Linked DNA regions of Homo sapiens: region 2 is linked to region 1. A link is an interaction called in ENCODE POLR2A ChIA-PET data of the cell type or tissue named here. Cell type or tissue: Panc1. All regions are shown on one strand. Each heading gives the region's core, and the rest is flanking DNA. Links, peaks and the distances in the headings are about the cores only. Region 1 overlaps MTHFD1 (methylenetetrahydrofolate dehydrogenase, cyclohydrolase and formyltetrahydrofolate synthetase 1). Region 2 has its middle 2.7 kb from the start of AKAP5.

Region 1 (2,923 bases), core at 316-2,815:
TTGAGTGGGTGGGGGTGGGGGAGGTGGGACCTCATTGTTCAGGAATCCTACCACACTTGGTTGCCTGTACCAGGACTCCGAAGGTTCTTTCCTCTTTGAGACCTTTTTCTGAATGAACTTATGGTCCACTTTTAAAATCCTAAATTTTATAAAGCCTTAACCAGTCCAACCTAGTCCGTTTATTGCATTAGATCAGAGGTTGTCAAATGGGGCAGTTTTTTCCTCCCTCTACCTCAGGGCATTGGGCATGCCTGGAGTCTTTTGGGTTGTCATATGGGGAAGGGGTATGCTATTGGCATCTAGCAGTAGAGGCCAGGACTGGTGCCGAGCATCCTGCAGTGCACAGGATAGTCCCCATAACAAAGGATGATCTGGTCCAAATGTCAGTGGTGCTGAGATCGAAAAACCCTGATCAAGAAGCTTAATGTGAGTTATTGTGTCATTGTGTGTGTGGATTAATGATGGACTTTACCCTCACTAAGAATTATAGGATTCATTAAAATTTTACACTATTCTGACTTATTTTCATGTCATAAATATCAAGCAGTTTACCTTTGCTTTCTTAGGGCTTTGAGTTAGAGACAATTGGATGGAAGAACTTTACATTATAAACTTTCAATGAAGCATAAAATAGCTTCCTCACATTAAGCTTTCAAATACGTATTTGAGGTAACTGTCAAATTTGGTAAATGTCTGGGTTAAATTATAATAATTTTTTTAGTAAATATTCTTATGTAATAATAGTACTATTGTCAGTTGACTGTCTTGTATACTGATATAGCTTTTGCTATATTAGTGATAGGTGAAAATCAGTTTTCTTTCAACAAGAAGGTAATTTAGTGTTTTAATTTGACTTAAATGACTAGCAATTTGAAATATATGTATTTCTTGGAACACTAGGTGGCCTTACAATCACAATTATTTTTACAAGGAACTACATATTAAGTTTTTAAAAATTTTTTGAAGGTTTTTTTTTTTTTTTTTTTGAGATGGAGTTTCACTCTTGTTGCCTAGGCTGGAGTGCAATGGCGCGATCTCGGCTCACCGCAACCTCTGCCTCCCGGGTTCAAGCGATTCCCGTGCCTCAGCCTCCCGAGTAGCTGGGATTACAGGCATGCGCCACCGCTCCCAGTTAATTTTTTTTTTTTTTTTTTGTATTTTTAGTAGAGACGGGGTTTCACCGCTCAGGCTGTGTCAAACCCCCCAGCTCAGGTGATCCACCCACCTCAGCCTCCCAAAGTGCTGGGATTATAGGCGTGAGCCACCGTGCCCAGCCGAAGTATTTTTTAGTAGTATAAAAATTGTTAATGAACAAATGAAATAAATCAACAAATGAACAAAATGGGAATAAAACATATTAAATAAAACATTTGTGTTCTGCATTTTAAAAATCTTATAATAGCTGGGCGCCGTGGCTCACTCCTGTAATCCCAGCACTTTGGGAGGCCGAGGAGGGCAGATCACGAGGTCAGGAGATCGAGACCATCTTGGCTAACACGGTGAAACCCCGTCTCTACTAAAAAATACAAAAAATTAGCTGGGCGTGGTGGCGGGCGCCTGTAGTCCCAGCTACTTGGGAGGCTGAGGCAGGAGAATGGCTTGAACCCGGGAGGCGGAGCTTGCAGTGAGCCGAGATCGCGCCACTGCACTCCAGCCTGGGAGACGGAGGGAGACTGCGTCTCAAAAAAAAAAAAAAAAAAAAAAAAAAAAAAAAAAATATATATATATATATATATATATATATATATATATATATATATATATATATAAAAAACAGTAATCTATTGGGGCAGGGGATAAATTGTGTCCTTGTTTAGAAGAAGACTTTTTTTTTTTTAGAAGAAGCCCTGTTGTTTTTGTTGTTGTTATTTGTTTGTTTGTTTGTTTTGAGACGGAGTCTCAGTGGGTCGCCCAGGCTGGAGTGCAGTGGCGCGATCTCTGCTCACTGCAACCTCTGCCTCCCGGGTTCAAGCGATTCTCCTGCCTCAGCCTCCTGAGTAGCTGAGACTACAGGCGCGTGCCACCACGCCTGGCTGATTTTTCGTATTTTTTAGTGGAGACGGGGTTTCACCATATTGGCCAGGCTGGTCTCGAACTCCTGACCTCGTGATCTGCCTGCCTTGGCCTCCCAAAGTGCTGGGATTGCAGGCGTGAGCCATCATGCCCGGCCCGAAGCCCTGTATTTTGAAGGTGAATGTTTTTGCTTCTTCTCTGATCAGTTACTAAAAGTGTTTTCCCTGTGCCATTTGAGAATTATTTGAGAACTACTCTAAGCTTATGGCACATTTCAGCATTTTTGTTGTCTAAAGGCAGCTGTATTTTAATCATGTAAATTTCATGCTGCCTCCTTTGCCTACCATATAGCTTCTGTTGAAATGTCCATGTTATATTTTATTTTATTTACTCATTTTTCTATATCCATAATAAGAGTTAAAGGTTATATTTTAGCAATGTGTTTTTTTCTCTGTCATAACATGTTAAATATTTTAAATTCAGCCATGATGTTAAACAGAGTGAATTGGAATTTCTAACGGATTTCGGCAGGAATGATTATATAAGACTTAGGGCCAAAGAGAGCCTGGGTGACTGTGTAGGGGTATTAGGCTATGCCCAGCACCACATCTGGTTGTCATTCAGGGGAGCAGCTAGGGCTGGAACTGCTGGGGAGTGCAAACTGCAGTATTCCCTGTTCCCTTGTCTCAGAGCAGAATTGTGGCCTCTATCCAGGTCCAATCCCAGTTAAAAAAAAAAATTCCAATGGTCTATTCTTCTTTTGAGCTATATTATTGTAGAGAATACTGACTTGAAAAAACAAAGTCACTAACTAGAAATAAAATTTGAACTGGGTGCAGTGGCTTATAACTGTAATCCCAGCACTTTTGGGAGGCCAAGGTGGGAGGATCACTTGAGCTCAGGAGTTCAA
Region 2 (2,923 bases), core at 220-2,719, 66 kb after region 1:
CCTCACCATGGAAATAGGAGCACTGTTGGTACCTACCTCGTGAGGGCGGTTCTGGAATTACTCAAACACATCATCTAAGATGCTTTGTACAGGGCCTGGCACATTGTAAGCACTTGTCAGTTCCTGTTGCACAGCATCCTCCAGGCCCTGTTTGCAGAGTTAATTGCTTCTGGTACTTTTTTTTTCCTTTTTTTTTTTTTTTTTTGGCAGGGGGGGTAGGGGGGTTGGGACAAGAGTCGTGCTCTTTTGCCCAGGCTGCAGTGTAGTGACGTGATCTCAGCTCACTGCAACCTCTGCCTCCCGGGTTCAAGCGATTCTCCCACCTCAGCCTCCCGAGTAGCTGGGATTACAGGTTCGCACCACCATGCCTGGCTAATTTTTTGTATTTTCAGTATAGATGGGGTTTTGCCATGTTGGCCAGGCTGGTCTCAAACTCCTGGCCTCAAGTGATCCTCCCACCTCGGCCTCCCAAAGTGCTGGGATTACAGGCGTGAGCCACTGTGCCCGACCGCTTTCTGGTACATTTCTTAATGTCCTGTGAAACTTCACCTGGAATGGGATTTGCTGGGAATTCATTTTGTAGACAAGGGAAGGATGCAGTCTTGTCAGATATGGTGACTTAAGGATCATCTTAAAGGATTTAGGTTTCCTAATATCGCCAACAGCCACATGGGTTTAAATCCTCAATACTGGTAGGGGCTGGGCATGGTAGCTCACACCTGTAATCCCACCACACTCAGCTGAGTTTTGAAGTTCTGTTTTTTGTAGAGATGGGGTCTCACTGTCTTGTCCAGGCTGCTGAGGCAGGAGGATCACTTGAGCCCAGGAGTTCAAGACTAACCTGGACAAGACAGACCCCATCTCTACAAAAAACAAAACCCCAAAACTCAGCTGAGTGTGTGGTGCACGCTTGTAGTCCTAGCTCCTTGGGAGTCTGATGTGAGAGGTTTGCTTGAGCCTAGGAGTTCGAGGCCGCAGTGAGCTATGACTGAGCCACCGCATTCCAGCCTGAGCAACAGAGCAAGACCCTGTGTCAAAATAAAAAAGACCTATAGAAGCATTAGTGCTTGGGGTAACTATTAGCATGTGCTGGCAGAGAAGGTCTAGTGCCTTTACCTTGGTGCTAAGAGTCCCTCCAGATTAGTGGCTTTCCCGTGCCCTTTCTCTTCTCTGGGCTGCTAATGCCTTCCTTCCCCTTATTAGTAATATTACTGATAAACAAATTGTACATTCTCTGATCTCACTTCAGAGGCTGTTTCTGTGCACTGAAGATGTACACACAGTCTTAATTCAAAAGAGATAGCATTTATGTGCTGCCACATTAAACAGATTGCAACAGTATTACTATTGAGTTTGTGTTGGCTCTGTGCAACCCTCATGGTGCCCAGGAACAGATGAAACCACCAGAGACTTGGAGCCTCAGGTTCATTCAATGGTGTCCCAGGGAACGGGGTTGGAGGGCTTATTCCCAGAAGGCCTCTGAAATGTAAGAGCTATTAACAAGGAGTTATAAGTCATTTTTGGTAGCTATAGGCCCAGGCAATGGGTAGAGATCAAGATGGGATAAATGGTAAGATCAGTAGAGTATTGCTCAGATAAATATGTAAGCTATTTTACTGGCACACTGTATCTAGTGATATTAACATGATAAGCTATAGGTAGGATAATTTCTCATCAGATTGCAGAAATACATTTATAGCCTATTTCCTGTTATATAATGAAAAGCTACTAATGGGGTAGTAGACAATGATATGGGTAATAGCTTAAACAGCCTTCGTTGTCACTTACCTGAATTCAGGAATGACAGGTTTCTTTCATGCATGAGGTACTGGATACATTAAACACACACACACACACACACACACACACACACATATGGCATTGAGTTCTAGTCATATCCTAAAGAAAAACTATGGTGCGCTATGTTATTTATAGTACTATACTCTGTGTGAGTGACTCTGTGTGTATGTGTGTTGGTGGAGGTCAGGGATGACTTGTTTGTAATATACCTTAAGGAAGTCTGTCCGAATTTGCCCTTCAAATACTAAATAAATTCATCTCTCACCTCAAACTGCCTTTCAGTTCCCTTTTACTAATTTTGTTTAAAAGAAAGGCAAGTGAAGGCCAGGCATGGGGGCTCACACCTGTAATCCTAGCACTGTAGGAGGTCAAGGCAGGAGGATCACTTGAGCTCAGGAGTTCAAGACCAGCCTGGGCAACATAGGGAGACGCCATCTCTACAAAAAAAAAAAAAAGAAGAAGAACCTGGGCATGTGGTCGCATACCTGTGGTCCCAGCTGCATGGGAGGCTGAGGTGGGAGGATTGCTTGAGCCAGGGATTGTACCACTGCACTCCAGCCTGAGCAAGACCCTGTCTCAAATAAAAATAAAAATAAGACAGCTATTTTACCCTGTCTTCACCTAAATAAGCTCATCTTATTTTTTGCCTGAAACTCTTGCAAACTCCCAGGTCTGCTAGTTTTGAGAAACCTTGGATCTCAATAAGGAATAGTTCTCAATTGCTTATAAGCATAATGGATTTCTTTTGGCTTAAAGTTCAAAACTGGCAACAAGCAGCGCTAGCAACCCATAGAGAGATACGCAGACCATTTCGATAGACGTGTTTGCTGAGTGAACAAGGCTGACTGAATTTTTTTTTTTTTTTGAGGCAGGGTCTCACTTTGTTGCCCAGGCTGGCGTGCAGTGGTGCAGTAGTGGCTCACAGCAGCCTTGACCTTCTGGGCCCAAGTGATCCTCCCTTCTCAGCCTCCTGAGCTCCTGAGTAACTGGGACCATACGTGCACCACCATGCCCAGCTAATTTTTTAGATTTTTTTGTCTCCCTATGTTGCCCAGGCTGGTCTCAAACTCTTGGACTCAAGCCATCCTCCTGCCTTGGCCTCCCAAAGTGCTGGGATTACAGG

What was found. Peaks named below come from ENCODE experiments on the same cell type or tissue, not always from the same donor. Only the 100,000 strongest peaks of a DNase experiment are listed, where the experiment ranks them.
Region 2: POLR2A ChIA-PET joins it to region 1 with 7 read pairs; 13 of 35 experiments call an interaction of 5 or more read pairs at or near these places.

The regions. Positions count from the first base shown.
Region 1 is chr14:64,395,423-64,398,345 of GRCh38, forward strand. All of the region lies in intron 1 of MTHFD1 (methylenetetrahydrofolate dehydrogenase, cyclohydrolase and formyltetrahydrofolate synthetase 1), which reads left to right. Among named protein-coding and RNA genes, the nearest start is that of MTHFD1, 8.5 kb to the left of the region's middle. In Panc1, for the core only: no CTCF peak of the experiment used is centred there; no DNase peak of the experiment used is centred there.
Region 2 is chr14:64,461,387-64,464,309 of GRCh38, forward strand. It overlaps a transcript of ZBTB25 not described here. Among named protein-coding and RNA genes, the nearest start is that of AKAP5, 2.7 kb to the right of the region's middle. In Panc1, for the core only: no CTCF peak of the experiment used is centred there; no DNase peak of the experiment used is centred there.